3 separate regions of the Mus musculus genome follow, and regions 1 and 2 are each linked to region 3. A link is a loop called in an ENCODE intact Hi-C map of the cell type or tissue named here. Cell type or tissue: left cerebral cortex. All regions are shown on one strand. Region 1 holds the start of Yipf4 (Yip1 domain family, member 4). Region 2 holds the start of Ttc27 (tetratricopeptide repeat domain 27). Region 3 holds the start of Slc30a6 (solute carrier family 30 (zinc transporter), member 6).

The links. Hi-C counts contacts between places; a loop is a spot of excess contacts. Peaks named below come from ENCODE experiments on the same cell type or tissue, not always from the same donor. Only the 100,000 strongest peaks of a DNase experiment are listed, where the experiment ranks them.
Region 1: it touches region 3 in a loop (2.6-fold over the local background); 7 of 42 quality-filtered maps call a loop at or near these places.
Region 2: it touches region 3 in a loop (4-fold over the local background); 2 of 42 quality-filtered maps call a loop at or near these places.

Annotation. Positions count from the first base shown.
Region 1 is chr17:74,481,669-74,489,668 of GRCm38, reverse strand. Yipf4 (Yip1 domain family, member 4) reads right to left here and starts at 176. Exons shown (of 6, transcript NM_026417.4): 1 at 1-176. It also overlaps the pseudogene Gm6476. In left cerebral cortex, no CTCF peak of the experiment used is centred here; DNase peaks (open chromatin) are centred at 194, 1,815, 3,384 and 4,391; H3K4me3 peaks cover 762 bases; H3K27ac peaks cover 638 bases.
Region 2 is chr17:74,711,249-74,719,248 of GRCm38, reverse strand. Ttc27 (tetratricopeptide repeat domain 27) reads right to left here and starts at 1,499. Exons shown (of 20, transcript NM_152817.4): 1 at 1,238-1,499; 2 at 438-615. The coding sequence starts at 1,337. In left cerebral cortex, no CTCF peak of the experiment used is centred here; DNase peaks (open chromatin) are centred at 1,546, 2,437, 3,451 and 7,320; H3K4me3 peaks cover 1,223 bases; H3K27ac peaks cover 732 bases.
Region 3 is chr17:74,391,278-74,399,277 of GRCm38, reverse strand. It overlaps Slc30a6 (solute carrier family 30 (zinc transporter), member 6), which reads right to left and starts at 3,670. Exons shown (of 14, transcript NM_144798.6): 1 at 3,610-3,670. The coding sequence starts at 3,612. In left cerebral cortex, no CTCF peak of the experiment used is centred here; a DNase peak (open chromatin) is centred at 3,705; H3K4me3 peaks cover 1,740 bases; H3K27ac peaks cover 1,054 bases.

The DNA of each region.
Region 1 (8,000 bases), 90 kb before region 3:
CGACCTGCTAAGGGGCGGCCTGCGAGCCAGGAGGCGCGGGCTCGGCCGAGGGAGGGGACGCGCGAGCTAAGCGCAGCCTCTGGCTGCCGACCAGGTCGCACCCGAGGCCAGCCGGTGGCGAGCACCCAAGCACCACGACGCCGGGGCCCTGACAGGACCATAACAGTGACAGCGCCGCCGGGATTGGCTGTTTGTAATCTGCTCGACTATTGGCTCCCGCGAGAAGATTCTGATTGGCTGTTTCTGTGTTGATTCCGGAAACCACTCCAACACCGGAAGTGGCCTCTGAAATCTCTGTTCCGCCCTCATCAGCTGTTTACTTAAATAATTCTGTCTACCTTTTTCCCTGTTTGAGTTTTTATAAACATATCTTCTTCGTTGTTGTTTAACACAATTTGAGAGCTTAGTCGTTTGATGGCTCACGCTTGTAATTCCCGGAACTCCTAGAGAGGCCGAGGCAGCATTGGCAAAAAAGTGAGGCCCTTTTTTTTTCAAAGGAAAAAAAAAAAAACAACACACACACACACACACAACACACACACAAACTACTTAAGTTTTAGGACTTCAACCCCTCATTTCCGACCACAAGATTCTGCCACAATAATTCTATATATTAATTATATAGGATGTTTACGAAATTATGTGTCGTGACAAAGCTTAGTCTCCTTATCAACAAAATTAAGAGGCCGGAGAATGGTCATTGTAAAGCTGTAAATTTCCACCTACGGTTTAAGTACTCTGGCCAAATTAATTTATGAAGAAGGCAGCAGTCCAGAAAGGATAAATTAGGGCAAAGAAGCCCTTGCTTTTTGCCTGCTGCTGATTTCATCTGTTCCCTAATAAACTACCCAAAGTTTGCAAATTCACCTACGTTTTTATTATTTCTTTAAGATTAATTTATTTATTTTATACAAGAGTACACCACCATTGCTCTCTTCAGACACACAGGAAGAGGGCATTGGATCCCGTGACAGATGGTTGTGAGCCACCATGTGATTGCTGGGAATTGAACTCAGGACCTCTGAAAGAGTATTCGGTGCTCTTAACCACTGAGCCATCTCTCCAGCCCGGTTTTTATTTTTAAAGGCTATGCGTGTGTGCTTGAGGGTATGTGTGTGTGCAGATGCCTGCAGAAGGCACAAGAGGGCTTCAGATCCTTCAGAACTGCGGTTCCTGCAGACACCCAATGCGGGTTCTGGGAACCCAAACTCAAGTCTCTACAAGAGAGCAAGAGCTCTTAACCTCTAAACCAACTTCCTAGTTACTCGTCTATGTTTATAATCTTAAATTTTGCTTTTCATTTTTCTAAACTTCTGTATATGTGTGTATGTTGGTAAACCGAGTGCCACCCACATTCCTTAGCCTGGTACTCCCCTAGCCCAGCTTTGTTAACAGCGACAGCAGCCATGTCATCACCAGCGGCCAAATTCAATTTATTTCCACTGTTACCACAGGTGGAGTAGTCTTCCTGTGTACATGTGCCATACCATTTATATAGGCCAAGCCTTCACAGCTTGCCACTGTGCATCAGAGGCAGCCTTTTGTATAACTACCCTCCAATACATCTCTCCAGTGAGGGGTTTTTTTTTTTTTTTTTTTTTTTTTAAGATTCAAGGTCATTATTTATTTGTTCCTCTTAAAGACTCATTTTTGACTGGACTCAGACTTAGAAGTAGAAGCTCTCAGAGAGGACAGCCTACGTCTCTTGGCAATCTGTTCCTGGCGCTTTTCTTTGGCTTCCTTCATTCTCTTGGCCAAAAGTTTAGCATATTCTGCAGCCTCCTCCTTGTTCTTCTTAGTGCGTTGCTTCTTCAGAGCAATACGTCGGCGTTTGTGTTGCAGGACGCGTGGAGTAACAAGACGCTGAATCTTGGGTGCTTTGGTCCTGGGCTTCTTACCTTCTTTGTTTAAGGGCTTCCTGACAACATACTGGCGGACATGATCTTCTTTGGAGAGATTAAAAAGCTTTCGGATTCTACTAGCTCTTTTAGGTCCCAGCCGATGAGGCACAGTAGTATTTGTCAGTCCAGGAATATCCTTCTCTCCTTTCTTTACAATAACCAAGTTGAGAACACTGAGATTAGCTTCAACAATGCATCCGCGAACAGACTTGCGCTTCCTCTCTCCAGTTCTCCTTAGTCTGTAACAGGAATGCCCCTTACTCAACAGCAGGCGCACTCTGCCATGGGTCAGAACACCGTGCTTCATGGGAAAACCTTGCTTGTCATTTCCACCGCTGATCCGGGCCACATAACCCTTCCACTCTTCACCAAGAGCATCAGCGGCTACTTCCGTGGCCATGCGTTTCTCATAGAAGGTGCGGAGCTTGCGCTCGCTCATCATCCACCTCGATGAGCTTCTGACAGCCAGTGGCAGGGAAGGAGATGTTCAGCTTCATTTTGACACAGCCGAGCGCCTAGGAGGCGTCACGAAAAAGAGGCCTGACTTCCCAACAGTAAGGGGTTTTTTTGTTTTGTTTTGTTTTGTTTTGTTTTGTTTGCATGGTGTTATTTTGTGTATCCCTTGTCCCTCTAATCACAGCAAAAACCCTTACAGTGTACATGTGTTTGAGTGCAGGTTCCTTGGGATGCCAGAAGAAAATGTTTGGGCCCCTGAAAATGGAGTCGCAAGCAGCCGTGAGCAGCCTCACATGGGTATCAAGAACAGATTTCAGGCCCACCGCAAGAGCAGGATGGGCTCTTAATAGCTGAGCCATCTCTCCAGCTCCTACCCCCTTTTATATGCTCAAGTAAATATAGTTTAATATTCGAACTACATAAAAGTAGTTTCCAATTTGGAGTGCTCTGAGGATGGACTGTGAAACAGACATGAATGACGCACAATGAATCCATAATGGAGCAAAAGGAAGGCATATTCTCTAATATCCTCAAAGGAATTTAGAGAATGTTTCTTACGGGAGGGAATAGGTTGGTACTCAGAGGGTGAATGGAAATGTAAGAGAAATATGTAAGGGTGTGTGTGTTGTGATTGACTGGACTTGGGAAACCAGAAGTCATGGAGTTTTTATGAAGAAAAAAAATTGGTGTAGAGAAAAGTCCCATAAGTACATAGAAAAGTAACTGTGAAGAGAGCAGCATGTGGAGAGCACCTTTATTCCCCGTACCCGAGGAGCAGACCTCTGAACTCAAAGTCAGCCTGGTCTCCATGGAGGGTTCAGGCCAGCTAGAGACAGTGAAACCCTTTTGAAGGAGAGGGAGAGGTTCAGGAGGGGCTATAGATACTCCGAAGAGTTTAAGTTCCTTTTTCCCGAGGCAAGGGAGTGATATAGCCAAGTATACTTTGAACTATTACTTAAAACTATACATATGGAAAGATGAAGACTTTCATAGAGATGTATTATAATATTTTTAAACAGCATCTCATTATGTAGTTCTGGCTCACTTGGGTTTCTCTATAGAGCCAGGCTTGCCTGGAACTCACATAGATTCATCTGCTGCTGTCTCCCAAAATATATATATATACACAATTCTTGTACTAGGTTTAGAAGTCTAGAAATGAGAGAGAAGTAAATATAAGAGGCATTAAGGTTAGAAATCCATCAAAACTAGTGATAAACCACAAGATACTAAGAGTAAAAAGCAGTAAGGAGCTGGAATACATTTCTCTCTTCTTTCTCTCTTTCTCTCTCTCTTTCTTTCTTTCTTTCTTTTTTTTTTTTTTTTTTTTTTTTTTTTTTTTTTTTTTGGTGGTTTTTTTGAGACAGGGTTTCTTTGTGTAGCCCTGGCTGTCCTGTAACTCACTCTGTAGACCAGGCTGGCCTCAAACTCAGAAATTAGCCTGCCTCTGCCTTCCAAGTGCTGGGATTAAAAGCATGTGCCACCATGCCCGGCTCTTTCTTCCTTCCTTCCTTTCTTTCTTTCTTCCTTCCTTCCTTCCTTCCTTTCTTTCTTTCTTTCTTTCTTTCTTTCTTTCTTTCTTTCTTTCTTTCTTTCTTTCTTTCTTTTCTCCTCCCTCCCTCCAAGGGTATTTCTGTGTAGCCCTGGCTGTCCTGGAACTCACTCTGTAGACCAGGTTGACCCTCTAAGTTCAACCTGATTCTGCCTACTGAGTGCTAGAATTAAAGGCATGCATTGTTGCCCAGGAAGTAATTTTTTTTCTCTTAAAACATGGTATAATGAAGCCCAGGCTGGCTTCCAACTCCATATATACCCAAGTTTGACCTTGAGCTTCTGATTTTCCTATTTGTGCCTTTCCAATGATGGCATTACAGGCAAGTGCTGTCAAGTCTGGTTTATGCAGTGCTGGGGACCAAACCTCTGTGTAAATGCTACCCAAGCACTGTACCAACTGAGTCCACCGAGTACATCCTCATCCCACTTCTTGTTTCTTCCTTTGGTGTTAGCAAATGTTACTGAGTATGGAAATGAGGGCGAGGAAGGTAGCTTGGCAGTTAGGAGCACTGGCTGCTTTTCCAGAAGATCCAAGTCTGGTTCTTCGCACTCGGTTCAGGAAGCTCACACCCACCTGTGCCTCCAGCTCCAGGGATCAGATGCTGGTGTCCTCTTCAAGGCCCCTGAACTCATATGACACTTCTTTTAAATATGTGTACCTTAGGGCTTCTATTGCTGCAACGAAACATCACAAGCAAAAGCAACTTGGGGAGGAAAGGGATTATTTCAGTTAATTCTTCCTGGGAATCGTCCATCCCTGAGGGGAGCCACAACAAAAACTCAGGAGGAGCCTGGAGGCAGGAGCGGATACAGAAGTCACGAAGGAGTGCTGCTTATTGGCTTGCTCAGCCTGTTTTCTTATAGAACCCAGGACCACCAGCTCATAGGTGACACCACCCACAATGGGCTGGGCCCTCCCCCATCAGTCACTAATTAAGAAAATGCCCTTTAGGCCTCTTTACAACTTAACCTTATGGAGATATTTTCTTTTCTTTTTTTTAAAGACTTATTTATTTATTATATGTAAGTATACTGTAGCTGTCTTCAGGCACTCCAGAAGAGGGCGTCAGATCTCATTACAGATGGTTGTGAGCCACCATGTGGTTGCTGGGATTTGAACTCAGGACCTTCAGAAGAGCAGTCAGTGCTCTTACCCGCTGAGCCATCTCTCCAGCCCGGTATTTTCTTAATTGAGGTTCCCTTCTTTCAGAGGACTTTAGCCTATGACAAATTAAACCTGTCTAGTACAGGTTGGGCAGTGGTGGCGCACACCTTTAATCCCAGTATTAGGGAGGCAGAGGCTGGTAGATCTCACTGAATTAAAGGACAGTGTGGTTTACAGAGAGAGTGAGCGAGTTCCAGGACAGCCAGGGCTACATGAAAAAACCCTGTCTTAAAAAAAAAACCAAAAAACTAAAAAACAAGCAAACAAACAAACAAACAAACAAAAACCCAAACCTATCCAGCACAGTGTGAAAATAGAGGATGTGCTGGACTTCTGAGACTCTGAAGTGTTCGTCACTGTGTTTAGGAACGTACAGGTTGAGCTCCACTATTACTTGTTAGTTCATAAACACCCAGCGCTTGGCGTATAATTCTCAGCTAGAGATGTGGTATGATGTCAATAATTCAAGGTTGGCCATTGCTGTGATGTAAAATTCAGAGCATACTTCTGCTCAGGCCGCGGTACCTGCAGCAGCTGTTCCCACTCACAGACACTGACCCTTACCCCACCGAGAGTGCTGCCGGGGAAACTCTACCTCAGAGACCTCTCTCTAGGTGCCTGGATTTCTCATCCAGGGAGGGGAGTTTAAATCAAAGAAGGTATTTGTGGGTGAATTAAAAAAGGAAAAAAAAAGTAAAGAACAGAACAGAACCGCTCCTAGATATGGTGGGAAGAGAATTTTATTAAAGATGTGCAGGAGAGTCATAGCCAGGGGCAGCCCCCCCCCCCCCCCCCCCCGAGAATCCAGAGTGGTCATGACCCTGAACCAGGAGGGAAGAAATTGAAGAGAACCAAGTACAACAGCAGGAGGCCAGAAGTACAAAAGAAACAAAAGAGCATTAGAGAGGGGGGCGGAGGGGCAGACAGACAGACAGACAGAGAGCAGAGACAGGGGTGCAGGGAGCCAGAAGGGTGCAGAGAGAGTAGGAGACCAAAATGTCTGGGTTATATTAGGGAAAAGCCTCTGGAAAGAAGGGCAGCCCAGTTCCTGGGCCAGTAAGTTCAGGGCAGGGGATGGAGTATGCCACACCCTGGAACAAATAGGGGCCAAGGAATACTGGGAGAACCTGGAGGCCAGGTCCTCTTTAATATATTAAATAGGCACCTCAGTTGCTTGTCCAAAATTTGAAACTTAACAGTGGGCACACATCCCATTCCACATCGCCTGCCTCCTTGGAGAACCAGAGAGCTTGGTTTCAGAATTAGGCTATGAACTGCATTCCTTTTTCAGAGAGCTATAGGAGGGGACCACATCTCCACCGTGTGGGCCTGAGTGCTCTCTTTAGAGCCCTTGCCATACTTTCTGTCTCTGGCACTTGGGTCTGAGCTCTCCTCACAGCCTCTAACATGCTGTCTGTCTAAGGTGCTAAGAGCCCATGATGAAAGGTTTCAGATGTGGTTTCAAGAGAGGAAAATTGGGCTGGCAAGATGGTTCAGTGGTTAAGAGCGCCGACTGCTCTTCCGAAGGTCCCGAGTTCAAATCCCAGCAACCACATGGTGGCTCACAACCATCCGTAACGAGATTGATGCCCTCTTCTGGAGTGGCTGAGGACAGCTACAGAATACTTACATATAATAAATAAATCTTAAAAAAAAAAAGAGAGAGGACACTTGATGACTATTGGGGTGATGAGCTTATCAGAAGAGTTACTAATGCCACAGACAAACAGATAATTACATGTATGAGTATGGTGAGGAGTAAGCTGGAAGAGGGCAACAAATATGAAAAACAAGTGTGGTGACACATGCCTTTAGTCCCAGCACTGGGAGGGAGGCAGAAGCAGGTGGATCTCTATGAGTTCTAGGATAGCCTGGTCTACATAGTAAGTTCCAGGCCAACCAAGGCTATGTAATGAGGCCATGTCTCAAAAAAGAACAAACCCCTAGAAAAGAAAGACATACTCAGAGGCTCCAACAGCCATGTAGAAGGATTGGCCCCAAATAGAATGACTTTCCTTTTCTTTCTTTTTTAAAGATTTACTTATTATATGTAAGTACACTGTAGCTGTCTTCAGACACAGTGAAGAAGAGGGCATCAGATCTCATTAGGATGGTTGTGAGCCACCATGTGGTGGTTGGGATTTGAACTCAGAACCTTCAGAAGAGCAGTCAGTACTCTTTTTTTTTTTTTTTTTTTTTTGGTTTTTCGAGACAGGGTTTCTCTGTGTAGCCCTGGCTGTCCTGGAGCTCACTTTGTAGACCAGGCTGGCCTTGAACTCAGAAATCCGCCTGCCTCTGCCTCCCGAGTGCTGGGATTAAAGGCGTGTGCCACCACGCCCGGCTGAGCAGTCAGTACTCTTAACCGCTGAGCCATTTCTCCAGCCCCAACTTTCCTTTTATTTTCCCCACCTTCCCCCCCCCCTCTTTCTTGTGATACAGAGTTTCATATAACCCAGGCTGACCTACAAACTTACTATGTATCCAAGGCTGGCTACATATTCCCAATCCTCTTGCCGCTCCCTCCCAAGTGTTGGAGTTATGGAGTTACAGACCTGTGCCACCAAGCCTGGCTGAGTTGGTCCTCATTGGCCATGTGTTTAATGTTATTCTGTATCTTTACAGTCTTGGATGCTTCTTTTCATAGATACTAGTCTTCTGTAAACTTCATCCTTTTAAGCTGACAGAGGAGTTGTATCTTTAGTCACTGGCTCATTTATTCTTTCTTATTTGTGGTATTTGTTCCTTTAATCTTACTCTCTTGCATCCTTGCATCCTTTTCTCTCATTTTCCCCTTTGGAAAGCCAACATGTGAACGCTGGAATAGAATCCAAATCTTCTGCCAGAGCATCAAGTGCTCTTAAGCATGAAGCCATCTCCCTACCCCTCTACAACTAACTTTTAACATGAATGTTTAAATGTGCCAG
Region 2 (8,000 bases), 320 kb before region 3:
AGGATGTGTCCTTCTAATACAAAACTCATTTAATCCTGCACCACTCTCCTTTTCCATTCTAGATCTTCTGGGCCAGAGACCTTACAGAGATTGCTTGAGACCAGTTATTTCAACAACTACTAAATACCAGGGCCTCACAGTGTCAAGGTGCTATAAAAGTTGATATTAGCCTATTCATTTATTCATTTATTTATTTGATTACATGAGTGTTTTGCCCAGGTGCATACATATATACTACACATGTACCTAGTGTCCATGGGTTAGAAGAGAGTGTTGGATATCCTAGAACTGGAGTTGTACAGTTGTGAGCCACCAAGTGGATGCTGGGAATTGAACTTGAGTCCTCTGAAATAGCAGTAAGTGCTCTTAACCACGAAGTCACCTCTCCAGCCCCCACCTAGTACGTTTCTCTGTGGAAATTTCAAATAAAATACTACCTTTCAATTTCTTCCAAATCTGTAGAGCAATCCAGGAAATTCACTATCTGCTTCTCCAGGTAGCTGTCAATCTTTTCTTCAGCCATCATTGTTGAATTTAAAATAGTTTGTGTCGTTGAATGGAAGAACAAAGCCTCATAGCTCCCTTCTAACAGCAATTCTAAGAAAACTCCAATATCTGTAATATTAAAAATGAGTCCAGTAAGGCAACAGAATTTCTTAAGTATAAATGATAATCCATTACATAGATACTTTAAGATGCAAAAGATATAAACAGCATACTGGCTGTATACTTTTATTCTACCAACAAATATCATGTCTCCTAGAAGTACAAAACCTACAATGACAGCAAACAATGACAATGATTGATGATGACGATGATGATGATAGGCATACTACCCTTCTTCAGGAAATTCACAAAGATTCCAATTGACACCGGAAAGTTGTCCTTCCTATCGTCAATATTCTCACACACACACACACACACACACACACACACACCGGCCCCAGGAAGCCAATCCAAACACATCTGTTCTCTCATGATTCCCTCACATTTCCCCCAGGCACATGTTGGTCTCAACATTTTTACAACACTGACTTTTTCCTGCTGAACTCTCTTTCACTTGTCAGTTCTACATTAAAAAAAACTCATCTCGTCTCTTTCGGAAACTTCTGTCACATGAGCAGATCGCAGACCATCAAGCGAAACTCCCTCACTCTTGACACCTCCTATGTACCCAGGGCTGGCATCCTTTGTCCTCACAGCTCTGGCACTAACCTAAAGTGCGCAGCGCTCTCACCTGAACCACAGATGCCCTCCTGCTTCCAAACCAGCCGCTCCGCCTCCGTGGAGAAGCCCCTCAGAAGCGCCAGCTCCGGCGTCCACATCATTCCCGGCATCGCTGCACCCGATACAGTGTCCCACTAAGGAGGAGAAAAACGAGAGGAGGAGGGTCCAAAGTCGCCGGCGTCTTGTTACGACGGATAGCGCTCACAAACTTAGACTCCCATGTGAGATTATACATGCATGGAGGCAGCCATGACAGCAACGCAGAGCATCATGGGAAAACAAACCCACGCTGGAGCAGCTTCCTTCTAGACGACCAATCGGAGACTCGGTTGTGAGCATGCGCAGACTGAGTAGTGGAAAAGAGTTGGGTGGGTCGGTCAGCCGGTCGCAGTAACCGGGAGTTGTTGCTAGTGGAGACAGTTGAACGCAATCCTGCTTTGGAACATGCGACTACCTGAGGCAAAGTTAAGTCCTTGGAGGTTAATAACTCGAGCCTTTTCTCCCCAACAGACGGAGCGCAGGCTGTAGAAGTTACTTCTAATGGAGCCCTTGAGCCCCAGGCTAGAACGAACTTCCTCGGCATAGGCTATAATTTGGATGATTCAAAGTGCAAGAAAACCAAACTCGAAGTGTAATCTTAGCACGGAGGAGGATGATGCAGGATAGTTGCAACTTAAAGGCCAGCCTGAGCTTCGCCCTTAGTTCCAAGCTAGCCACCTGGAGAAATGGCTCAACAGAGGACAAAGTTCTATTCCCAGCACCCACAAGGTGGTTCATAATGGCCTGTAACTCCAGAACATCGGTTACCGTCCTCTAGCCTCCCAGGCACAAGACCCATAAATGGTACACAAACATAGCTGCAAGCAAAAAATACTCATAAAATAAAGGCGGCGGTGGTACATGTCTTTAATCCCAGCACTCTGGAGCAAAGGCAGGTGGATCCTTGAGTTCAAGGACAGCCTGGTATACAGAGCTAGTTCCAGGACACCCAAGGCGACAGAGAGAGACCTTGTCTCAGAAAACAAAAACAAAAACAAACTAGAAAAAAAAAAGAATAATTTCTTTAAAAGGGGAGAAAGGTCTGGTTTTGATACTGTCATCACATAAACCTGGCAAGAGCCTGGAAGTTTCTGCAATTCAGTCGATAGAACCCAGAACACTTTGCTGACGTGGAAAAAAACCTGCAAGGAAATATATCCTCCCACAAGTGTGGCAGCTGCTGAGCAGAGAGTTGGCTGTTTGCCTCTTTTTTTTTTTTTTTTAAGAGAATAAATGTTTTCTTTCTCACTCTGCTTCACTGTAGAAAAACAGCCTGTGCAGCCCAAGGTAAAATTAAGACAGTACTAAGGACTGTCCTTCACCTGACATTATACAACACTCCCCTGTGCTCCTGGGCATTTCTAGTGAGAAGGAGGTCTTTTGATCAAGACCCTGGAATAGAGTGGGTGAGTTACAATATTATATGACACAACATTGTTACCTGAAATAAGGAATCCATATAGTCACTGATTTTTTGGTAGGGTCTCACCAAGTAACTTCTGCTGACCTGGGACGTGCTATGTAGACCAGGCTGGACTTACACTTAGAGCTCTGCCTGTTGGGAGTGCTGGAGTGCTGAAGCACTGAAATTGGAGGGTGGTTCATCAACAAATCCAGCTTCATAACTTCTTTGGTTGGTTGGTTTGGTTTTTCAAGATACGGTTTCTCTGTAGAGCCCTGGCTGAAATGGAACTCACTCTGTAGACCAGGCTAGCTTTGAATTCAGAGATATATGCCTACCTCTGCCTCCTCCTGAGTGCTGGGATTAAAGGTGTGTGACACTGCTTGGCTCTTCTTCACAACTTTTAACTATAAATAATCTCATTGCCAGCTCTCCTGCTCTCACACCCTTGGGGCTGGCACCACCAGGGCCAGCTCCACTGTGTTGTCCAGGTGAGATGCAGGGCCCACTCTCCAGAGTGCTTCAGCCAATGTGGGGGGGGGGGTAGGGAGAGCTCTCATGATCTCATGCCTCCAGGGCCAGTTTTCCCTGCTACCACAAGTTGCAAGGGGACAAGGAGAGGGTATCACCCCTACACTCATATTACCTCAGATGAGTGGCAGAGCCAGCTGTCCAGTGCTCTTGCCCTCGGGACTGGCTCTCCTGCTCCCCCTCTACCAGGGCCAGCACTACTGTGCTATCCAGAAGAAGTGCAGGACCCACTCTCCCAAGTGCTGCAGCCAGTAAGAGGCAGGGGCAGCTTACTTGCTTTCATGACCCTGGGGCCAGTTCTCCCAACTCCTGCAGGTAGTGATGGGGGGGAGGCCTTCCCCACACCCATGCCACTTTGCAGCAGACAAGTGGCTGGGCCAGCTCCCCTGCACTCTCACCCTCAGGGCTGGCTCACCCACGCCCCTGCCTCCTGGGTCAGCTGTGCTGTGCTGTCCAGGTGAAGTACAGAGTTCATTCTCCCAAGTGCTGCCACTAGCAAGAGATGGGGCCAGCTCTCCAGAGCACCACATCCAGTAGGGTACAGGGCCAGCTATGTACAAACCCTGAACATTTTCATGGTGCCAGTAGGCTGCCCCAATCAGGGACATCCCCGTGTTCTCTAGTGGTAATATGAGCCACAGATACCAACACTGACCCCTGCCATTATGTAGCCACAGCCTCAGACATGGCCCTCCGTGGCAGCTTGGGTTGGGGCCTGGTGGCACCAGGTGGCAGGGCTGGCCACTCACAACAGGCTGTTCCTCTCCTCCCTCAGTCTCCAGTTCCATCTCTCTTCATAATGCTCAAACTGCCCCACTTCTCTTTCTCTCCCATCTGACCACCACATGCTCACACATCCTGCTGCAGGCTGGCCACATGACTGTTGGACCCTGGGTCACATCCTCAATCCATGATACGTGGTGTGATAGCAAGCAGGTGTCTATGTCCTGCCTGAGCTGTGTGCTGGAGAGCAGGTCTGTGGGTGGCATGGTGGCTCACAGGTCTCTATCTGGCATCCTCCTCCCTCACTGCCCTGCCTGGATTTGAGTTGATTTGATTTTTTTTTAAAGATTTATTTATTTATTATATGTAAGTACACTGTAGCTGTCTTCAGACACTCCAGAAGAGGGCTTCAGATCTCGTTATGGATGGTTGTGAGCCACCATGTGGTTGCTGGGATTTGAACTCCTGACCTTCGGAAGAGCAGTCGGGTGCTCTTACCCACTGAGCCATCTCACCAGCCCTTGATTTGATTTTTATGAGTCTTTAGCATAAGACAGCTTTGGCCACCAAGCCAGTACAAGATCAACACCATTGACAACGAGGTATGTCTTTGCCCAATGTCATGGAGGTTGTTCTTTTTTTTTTTTTAAAGCATTGAACACACCCATAGCAAAGGACAACTTCCAGGAGTCACGTCACTCCATCCACCACGTAGGTCCCAGAGATTGAACTCAGGTAATCAGGCTTGCCAGCAGGCACCTTTACCTGATGCCGAACCATCTCTCTGGTCCTTGATAATTCTTTATAAAAAAAAAATCTATGTCTATGTGTGTCTGTGTGAATGTCTGCCATGTGTGTGCTGGTGCCCATGAAGATTAAAAGAGGGCATTGTGTCCCCTGAAGTCACAGGAGGTTAGGAGCTGCCCGTCATAGAAACTGAATCTAGGTCCTCTGGAAGAGCAGCAAGCACTCCACCAAAATGAATAAAGAGCTGATCTGAGTAATGGAAGCTTCCACATGAAAGGCAGGACTCAAGGAGGAGACCTAGAAGGACAGCAACACACACAACACAGAAAGCAAATACCTGCCCCCTGCATGGAGATAGCTCAACAAACCTGCTGAAGACCATTCTTCAGACTCACAGATTGGAAAGCCTTGATGATGAAATGGGCATTTGCTAAAGACCAAGCTATCAAGACGGCAGATATGAAGGATCATCGCACCAACGGGTCTTCATAAGGACATTCAGGCTGTTAAATGTATGGGATTGATAACTGTTTCTGACATAATATTTAAACTGGAACAATTTTTAGCTTAAATAGAAATCGGGAAAATGTAGAGCGATTTTAATACAGCAACATGGCTACTCTGGCTGGAATAGACACACACCCTTAGCATACCTTTAATCCCAAAAAATGAAGATAAAGGTAGTTTGTAGAAGGAAGCTCCATGTTTTTTTTTCTTTTTTTCTTTTTCTTTTTCTTTTTTTCTTTTCTTTTCTTTTCTTTTTCTTTCTTTTTTTTTTCAAGATAGGGTTTCTCTGTGTAGCCCTGGCTGTCCTGGAACTCACTCTGTAGACCAGGCTAGCCTCGACCTCAGAAATCTGCCTGTCTCTGCCTCCCAAGTGCTGGGATTAAAGGTGTGCACCACCACTGCCCAACAAGAAGTACCATGTTTGAAGGTGATGTATACTTGTGAGGCAGGCAAAGTCACGAATCAGGGAAAGATTTGACAGACTAGGATATGCACAACCCTCACGAGAAGGGAGAGGAAGGAAGGAGAGTTGGCTTAAGAGAGCAGTGCAGAAAGGGGGAAAGGAGGCAGTTTTACCAGGACAGTTGTACAGACACAGGCTGAAGAGAGAATGAGCCAGATAATGAGAAGGAGATGGAAGATTAGAACAGATTGCCAGAGTTAGTCTGAGGCCAAGCAGAGCAATTCAATCAGACACTTCAGGAGAAACCAGACTGAATCAGTCAGCTTGGATAGGAGTTTGAGCCAGAACAGCTGAGTTGAACCAGCCAGCCAGAATTCAGAAAGAACTAGAAAGGGTGAGCTTATTCAGCAGTAAGTCTCAAAGGCTGAAAACGTTCTAGACCTAGATAAGATTGGTGGGGGGTGCTGGAAGTTTCCAGGACAGGGCCTAGGTAGCTGACTGAGGCAGTAAACCTGAGAGATAACAATCAAACAAATAAAAGATACTTTTACCCTCCTACACGTTCATAACTTATTTTCAGCTGGTTCAAAGATAACACACTTTAGAGGTGGGACATTAAACAGGACATTACCCCTCTTAATGTCACATCTCATGATGGACTGAATAAAAGACATGACAGGCTTGTCAGTTGTGTGTGGAAAGTCAATAAATAAGCATAATGTTGGTTGCTGTGTCGCTCATATTCTCATGGTGAGGGGATTGCCACTGCTCTAAATCCAGCCTTTCCCAGAGGTATTCTTCACTATCATCTATGATTAAGTTCTCTCTGGCCTTTGCTAATAGAATAAGGGGAAATTATATAGCAAAATAATTAATTTTTTTTGCCTTTCTGTAGTATTGAGGGTTGAACTCAAGGCCTTCCACATGCTAGGCAAGGGCTCTACCACTGAGCTACACCCCCAGGCCTAAAAATGATAATCTACAAATACTAATAGGGGCCAGAGTGTGGCTTAGTGACAGATGGCATGTTCAGCCTAAGTAAAGCTCTGGGTCTAATCCACAGCGTCACCCCTCAGAAAGGATTTAATAAAAAAATAAAATAAAATTGAAAGCCCTTGTGGTGTGGCAGAGATGGGGATCTACTGTCTGTAGAGTTTAACTCTTCTCACATCATCAGGCGAGACCATTCTTACATCTGTACTGGGACTGGCCACACCTCCTGTGTGTTCCCAGTGTCCCTTTCCTAGGTAAAACGAAGACTCCTAATGCCAACCCCAAGCCAAACGAGCTGTTATGGAGGACCATTCCAAGACGCTGACAGCTCAACAGCCATATCCCCTTATGAAGATTACAAACCCTGTAACCATTTCTGGTGAAAAGACTCTAAGGAAAATGTCCCTACGATACAAGCTAAAATACCCGAGTGGTCATCAAAAAAAGTATTTATTCATATTGGCTGACACAGTGCATAGGATAGACTAGCCCTGGGGACATTCAAAACGTTTAAGTTTCCTAACACAAGGATTTATGGGTAACAGACTAATGAGTAGCACATGGATCATAAATACCCTTCATTCTCCTTTGGGCCAGCAAGGAAGGGATCTGGGACATTGCTAACATTTTGTACTGTGTCTAAATTTATACCACATAGCAAATCGGCTGTGTAACGTAGACACAGCGAGTCGCCACATCTTGTTTTCTTGATTAAACCTAGATGTTGGCAATGTGTCTTCCTCCTGGTCTCTCACGATTCTTCTAAATATATCAGTTCTCTTCACATTCACTTGACGTCTGCGGTCCAGAATCCTCAGTCGTTCCACACAACAACTGTCCAGACAGATAAAGCCAACAAGTGACTGGCAACAAAACCAGATTAACTGAGCAATTCAAGATGTACTTGGAAAATCAGCTCTCATAGACAAAAACATATCTAAGGTAGAGTCAACCACATGTTTATAAAACCCTGCCCCTCTTACAGCTCCTAATGCATTTTTTGGTGATTTTAGTGTTAGGTAGCTGGAGAGATGGCTCAGCATCTAAAACAATGGCAGAGGACCTAAGCCCTGGTCCCTGCACCCATACCAGTTTGCTCATAACTGCCAGTAACTCCAGTTCCAGGATATCTGAGGCCCTCTCCAAGCCTCTGTGGGCTCCTTACACTTATCTGTCACACATGCACACACATACATACACATAATTTAAAATATAAAAAAATAAAAACTTGTCTTGTTGGTTGTGAACCTAAGCCTTTAATGGCTGAGCCATCTGTCTGGCACAAAGATAAAATCTAAAAACCAATAACAAGTACAATAAAATCTGTAACACAATAACAAGTAGCCCTCAGAATGGGTTTTAGAACTGTTCACTCTATGAGTAATGGCCAGAACTGAACATTTTTTTTTGAAGCACATTGTTTAAAAT
Region 3 (8,000 bases):
CAAACAAGTAAATAATAAATAAATAATATAATAAATATGTGAAGGTAGAGGCTAGTGAGATAACTCCGCAGGTAAGAGCACCGACTGCTCTCCTAAACGTCCTGAGTTCAAATCCCAGCAACCACATGGTGGCTCACAACCACCTGTAATGAGATCTAACTCCCTCTTCTGGCATGTCTGAAGACAGTTACAGTGTACTTATGAATAACAATAAATAAATAAATCTTTGGGCCGGAGCACGCAGGGACTGAGTGAGTGGAGTTGACCAGAGAGAGAGAGGGGTCAACAGGAGTGAGCAAAGGTCCTAAAAATTCAATTTCTAACAACCACATGAAGGGCTCATAACCATCTGTACAGCTACAGTGTACTCACATTCATAAAAATAAATAAATAAATAAATAAATCTTTAAATAAATAAATAAATATGTGAAGGTTGACTGAGGAAGATCCCAAATGTCCATCACTGACACACACACACCACATACACATGATAAGGTGGACAATGAATGAAGACACCTAGCACTGACCTCTGTCCTTAACATGTGTCCAGGTACCCATAACGTGTGCATACAGAGAATGAATGAGAACGGGAGAGAATGTCTGCGCAAGTTTCACAGGACTATTTCATGTTTCACCTTTGACATGCAGTCTTCTTATATTCCAAACTACAGTGCTTTTGTGTTGTTGCTTTCGCAGTTAACCACAGGACGGCCACCATCCTGTCACCATGTATCAGAAGCCAATCTTTAGTAACTCTACTGATGCGGATCGTTCTATTTCTTGCCATTTTCTCAGAAAGCACTGTGTTTTACACAGAATTGTCTTCATTACAATGTGCAAGTCACAAAGCCATTCCCCTTATAAACCTGAAAACAGATCTTAGCAGATGATACAAGTATATGGCCTTTGGTTTGGTCCGCAGGACATTCTTGCAAATCTACATATGTATACCTACCTCATATATTATTTCACTCCGTGACTAATGTTCTCACCATAAAAATCTAGGGCCTCCCTTTGTTGACTGTTTTATTTTCATTTTTTTAATACTTTTTATTAGGTATTTTCCTCATTTACATTTCCAATGCTATCCCAAAAGTCCCCCATACCCTCCCCCCCACTCCCCTACCCACCCATTCCCACTTTTTGGCCCTGGCGTTCCCCTGTACTGGGGCATATAAAGTTTGCAAGTCCAATGGGCCTCTCTTTCCAGTGATGGCCGACTAGGCCATCTTTTGATACATATGCAGCTAGAGTCAAGAGCTCCGGGGTACTGGTTAGTTCATAATGTTGTTCCACCTATAGGGTTGCAGATCCCTTTAGCTCCTTGGGTACTTTCTCTAGCTCCTCCATTGGGGGCCCTGCGATCCATCCAATAGCTGACTGTGAGCATCCACTTCTGTGTTTGCTAGGCACAAGAGACAGCTATATCTGGGTCCTTTCAGGAAAATCTTGCTAGTGTATGCAATGGTGTCAGCGTTTGGATGCTGATTATGGGATGGAACCCTGGATATGGCAGGCTCTAGATGGTCCATCCTTTTGACACAGCTCCAAACTTTGTCTCTGTAACCTCCTTCCAATTGGAAAAGATGAAGTCAAAATATCACTTTTTGCAGATGATATGTTAGTATATATGTGTTGACTGTTTTATAAAACAGATATTTATAAGTATAAAATTGTTTTTCCCCCTCCCCCACATTCCACTGTGGGGGGGAGGATTTGGCTGTAGGTTCAAGTCTCAGAAAGGCAAAAATTAAAGATTCCTAGAACTTACTGGCCAGCCAGTCTAGAATAGACAAGCGCCAAGATCATGTCTCAAAGACCATGTCTCAAAATAACTGGGGGAAACAAAAAAAGGGAACACAGCTAAGGAGGCATCCTGACACCCACATCTGGCCTCCACCAATAATACTGGCAGATGGAATAGCATATGCAAATTAGATACAAAGGTCCAATTCAAACAACACAGTTTGCAAGCTGTTCACTGTTGCTACAACGTGTATATTGTATATGTTTATTTCTTTAAAGTTGGAATAACTGAAGGTTGTCTGGTCACTGTTCATTTTACACACACACACACACACACACACACACACTTTTATTTTTGAGACAGGGTTTCTCTGTATAGCTCTGGCTGCCCTGGAATTCACTCTACAGACCAGGCTGGCCTCAAACTCAGGATCCACCTGCCTCTGCTTCCAGAATGCTGGGTTAAAGACGTGCACCACAACTGGTTTATCCTATCCATTTTCTGTACCCAAAGGATTACTGAAATTTTATGAAAATACTGTGTGTGATTTTCCCCCTATCAAGGGCTAGAACTATGATTCACAAATCAAGAGTATTCACTGCTCTTACAAAGGACACAAGTTCAGTTCCCTGTGCCCACACGGCACTCACAGTTGTCTGTAACTCCACTCCCAGGAGATTCAACACCCTCATTTTACTTCCCCGGGCACCAGACACGTACTTTGTGCACCAAGAAACAGGCAGACAAACATCCATACACAAAATTTAAAAAAAAAAAAAAATCTGGGAACCAGAGAGATGGCTCAGTACTTGAGAACACAGGCTGTTCTTCCAGAGGACCTAAGCTTGACTCCTAGCATCCACATCTGCTCACAGCTCCCTGTAACTCCAGCTCCAGGGATCTAATGTCTCTGGCTTTCTCCCACAGCTGCACCCACGTGCACATAACCACACAATTTAAAAGAATACGGTGAATTCTTTTACAGATCTTCATTAGACATTTTAATATATAATATTTTAATGTTTTGGTTTTTCGTTTTTTTCGAGACAGGGTTTCTCTGTATAGCCCTGGCTGTCCTGGAACTCACTTTGTAGACCAGGCTGGCCTCCAAAGAAGGAAACTTTATGGTGGCAACAGTAAGAACACAAATATGTCATTGTCGTATGTAAGTTACCAGTAAGGGCTCAATGAGTTTTTGTGATCGTTTCAAAGGGCGGTCAGCACTCTGACATCTGAAAACGCAACCACCCGTTCACCTTTACAGAATACTGAGATAATTATGTTTGACTTACGCGTTTTGTTGTTTGGTTTTAGATTATGGGGTTTTTTTGTTTTTTTTTTTCGGGTCAGAGTCTCTATTTAACTCAGGGTGAACTTCGAAGTGCAATCCTCCTGCCTCAGTTTCCTGAGTTGTAGGCCAAAGGCATGTGCCAAAACACTCAGCTTAATAATTAACTCAATAATTTTTAGGAAAAACCTGACATTCCAACAACCATAGCGTATACTAGAACCTTTCCCGAGCTGCTCCACTAACCCTTTCTGTAGCCGCTGCTCAGTGCCGAGCTATTCAAACACTGAAAAGCAAACGAGTGAACACGCCCTAGAAAGCCCCACGCAAGCCTCAAGTCGCTGATGGCGTTCACTTGTTCTCAGAGGAAGCTTTAATTTTAACATTAGGCAAATCTGGCATTTCCCAGCTGTAGAGGCACAGAGCAGGAACCCTTCAAGAACCCGAGCGCTGGGAACCCCAGCGCAGGCCCGACCACGCGGTTCCGAGCAGCTGCGGTACAGCAGGGCGCTCGAGCGAGGAAGCAGGAGGGAAACATCCCGCAAGAATCCCGCACACCCCACGGCCAACTCACCATGGTAAGGAGCCGTACAGCTCCCGCCGGAAGACGCTCTGAGAAGTCGCATTTCTCAAGCGGAAGGGGCGGGCCTTCAGAATCCGATTGGTTGCAGGGCGAGGGGGCGGGACTGCGCATGTACCCTAGGTCGCCGTCTTTTTGTTCTCCGCCGCCTGGGAAGTGGGCGGATTAGAGCTGCTCTGGGCGGGGCTGCTCGCCCAGGGAAAGGGTGGGCATTTATCACCTTGGGAGGAACTTTGAGGTCTGTTCAAAGTCTTCTACCAGAGTGTGAGTTTATTACAGTTTATACTCCTGTTTTAAAAATGAAGAAGCAGGAACATTAAGAAATGTCACAGTAAGGCCGGGCAAGTCTCGCTGATTTCGAGGTCAGGCTCCTCGAGGTAGACTCAGCCTATGTTAAAAATACATTTATCAAATTCCCAACTGTTTCATTAAAAATAATGTCGCAGAAAACGCTTGGCTTAAGAACACAAGGATTCGAGTTAAATCACAAGAACCTACGCCGTCACGATGGCCACACCTGTTTGATCTCAGCACTCAGGAAAGCAGAGGCAGGCATATCCTTAGTGACTCGATTTCAAAAACCCAGGTGAACGTCAACCTTAAGTATAAGGTTGTTCTCTGGCCTCCACGAGCACTTTACTGGTGCACGTCACCGGTCAGGGTGCAGCATCGCCTGCGTACTATTCTAACGCTGGAGGCTGAGGCAGGAAGACTACACTACACAGCAAAACTGTCTCAAAACCAAAACGAACGAGTGAGTGAGTGAGTGAGTGAGTGAGTGAGTGAGTGAATGAATGAATGAATGAATGAATGAAAAGAGGTGATGGCTTTTCCTGACTCCAGTCATCCAAGTGGCTACTGCAGTTTAAGAGGATCTGACACCACCACCAGGTGGTAGAGCCCTTAGGCATGACACACAAGGGTTCAATTGCCTAAACTGGGTGCAAACCTGTAACCCTATAGATTTGGTAGCTGAGGTAGAAATATTCAGTTCAAGCATACTTGGGGTTTAGAGTAGGTCACTGTCAGCCTCCCCAGTTAGTGAGAGCATCTCAAATTTAAGGAAAAAATAAGCACTTGTAGCTGGAGTCCACTGTTTTGTATATGGTGCCTGTCTTGGGAAGCTGTGGCAGGACACTGAATTCAAGTCACACTTCACTACGTAAAGTACCAAAAAGACAGAACAATAAGAGAGGGATTTCTTAGGGAGAATACTTTCGGGGGTGGGGGGTGGGGGAGAAGGAAGGGTGAGACAAGGACTAAAATTTATTATATACCAGGAAACTGTCCAAGAATAAAATATTTTTAAAAATCTGAAGCATGCCTTAAGTCTTATATGTTTCATAAGCTAGTGTGGAACTCAGAATAGCTGACTTTGAACTGAAAATACTTGGCTTTATCCCATAACAGAGTTTTAAATCTCTACAGTTTCTTTCTTGCACAGTCATTGTAGCCTATAAAGATTGTATTTGCAGATCTTATCTTCTAGGCACTGATCTTAGTGAAATTGTATCCTAGTAAGAGACACATGCAAGAAGAAAAAAAATTCAGTTATTTGTAAGTAGAATGTCAAAACTAAGGTAATGTGCTAGGTATGGTGGATCATGCCTTTAGTCCTAGTAGCTAGAGGCAGAGGCAAGCAGAATTCTGTGAGGTCCAGGCCAGCCAGAACTTCACAGTGATACCCTGTTTTTTAAAAAGAAGTGGGGGGAGTTATGTTATAAATATTGACAGGGTAGATAATTCATAGTGGTCAGAGTTTTGTAAAAATATTTTATTTGTGTGTTCAGGTGTCTGAAGCGGCCGGAAGATGGCATTAGAATGCCTTGGAGCTGAAGTTAAAAGGCTTTTGTAAATCACCAAATATGGGTGCTGGGATTCAAACTCAGTCCTCAGGATTGAGCAGGAAACACTCTTACCCACGGAGTCATCTCTCCAGTCCCTCAGAAAAGCTTCTACAAGGTGAGCGTCATTTCTGAGTTATAAGTATTCTTGGAAATACCGCTTTCCAGGCAGAATAAACTAAAGAAAATATCTCATTGGAATGGTGTATTTTGAACTGGTTGGTTACCACATCCCTTTAATCCCAGCACTTGGGAGGCAAAGGCAGGAGGGTTTCTGAGTTTGAGGCAGGCCTGATTTACAAGATTCCAAGGATAGCAAGAGTTACAGGATAGCCAGGGCTATACAGCGAAACCCTATCTCAAAAAAACAAAAACAAAAACAAAAACAAAAAACAAAACAAAAAACCAACAACAACAACAACAAAGAGGGCTGGAGAGATGGCACAGCAGTTAAGAGCACTGACTTCTCTTCCAGAGGTCCTGAGTTCAATTCCCAGCAACCACATGGTGGCTCACAACCATTTGTAATGGGATCCGATGCCTTTTTTTGGTGTGTCTGAAGAGAGCAACAGTGTACTAATATACATAAAATAAATAAATATTTTAAAAAGGAAACAAAACACTCAAAACCAAACACTAAACTACAAAAGAAAATGTGTATTTTGAGATTTAAAAGGTGGCAACATATAACATATGGCAATATAAAATCTGAATCATGACTTTACTAGAATGTGTACGGATTGACTTACACAACAGTAATGTCCAAGATCGTCGGCAAACTATTTTGTGTTAGGACCCATTTAAATTTATCTTTTTAAATGAGGTCATGTCTCAGGTAGCCCAGGCTGGACTGAATTCACTATGCTTGGGAATACAGGAAAAATGTAAACACAGCCTAATTTTTCAGAGGCATGCTCCACAGGAAACAAGCAGAAATACATACACCCCCCTAAGCAAATCCTAGGGCCTATTAGGTCTCCTTAGATTGAAATCCAATACTGAAAAATACAGACTTTTTCCCACAGTTCTATTTCACCATTCCTAATTCTTGACTGACTGCTCATACTTAAATAAATAGCCCATCATTGTAGATGACCTCTTCAAGGCACCTGGTCTGTCGCCCCACTCTGGAGGACCACAGGAATAATGATTTCTACACCATCAGGCCCCAGGCTGTTATTTGTAGGTCTTACTTTTAAGACAGCCCTTTTTTGGCCTCTGTAAATGTAGATCTGCTGGAGGAATGAAATACAGGTGAGGAATCTTAAAATCTGCACTTCACAGATTCTGCGGCTCAGGGCTATCTTTTGACTGGGGTGGGGTGGGAAGAATTGAAGCATCCACGGTTACCTGTTTCCCTCCCATTACTCTTCTCTTCTCACAGGCACGATGCTGTCCCACTGTCACAAACCTTCCCTATGTTCCTGGTCAGCCCTTCTGATGACGAGTTTAGCATTAAAAACATTTGATAGAATGCTTGAGTCAGTTACATTTTGTGGTTTTCAAGTTTGTCATTTCTATTTGTGTGCTGAAAATTAGGATCCCTTGCCCCCTTTCCAATAATCAACATTTCCAAGGCATCTACTGTTCTTCTCTGAAGACATGTGCATGTCTTCCCATCTATTTTGATTGTAGATTACATAACTTTTCTTTGGAAACTTAGGTATTACTGTGTATTTGCCCTTGGGTACTATTGTGAAAACTCTTGTTTTCTTCTAAAGAATGCTATATTTATTCTGGATTTAAACTATTAAAAAGATAACCTTGATACCGAAATGATTTTAAGTTGTCAGAGTTTCTGTTCATTTTGTCCTTAGAGTTTCCATTTTCAACTTTAAAACTCTACCCTCAAACAGCAGTATTTTTGTGCATTTTTTGCCATCTTTCCGGTTTTTCCTATGATGTGGTTTTTGAGACAGGTCTACCGTGGAGCCCTCCCTGGCTGGCCCAGTCAGTCATTCTCTCAGGGTCACCCAAAAACCATCATAAAACACAGGTATTAATATTATGATTCATAACAGTAGCAAAGTTACAGATATGAAAATAGTTTTATGGTTGGGGGTGTTCAAAACTGGAAGAACTGTATCTAAGGGTCGCAGCATCACAAAGAGTGAGCGGCACTGTTCTGTGTAGAACAAGCTGGCTTCAGAAGTCACCCACTTTGCCTCTAGGGTGCAGGAATTAAAGACATTCACTACCACTACAGGCTTGTCTGTTTTGTGAGACAGGGTCTAAGTAGCTCAGGCTATTGTAGGTGTACAGGAATGCTCCCTTTGGTCAGCTCTTTAGACTTGGTTATCTGCTGGGTTCCTTTGAATATCCTGCTAGATGGAAAATTTTGGAAAGTGCAAGGATTTGAAAGGAATCTGCAGATGACAGAGGTCAACTTATCAATTACCTCTCCAAGATTTCCTTTCTCATTTCCAGCGGCTTCAGCAGCCTGATAACCTCTTCATCTGAATTGCCTGTTGTGTTCTGCTTGAATTTCATTTTCAAATGAACTGCATAAGCTGGGATGAACTGCACAAGCGGGACTATACA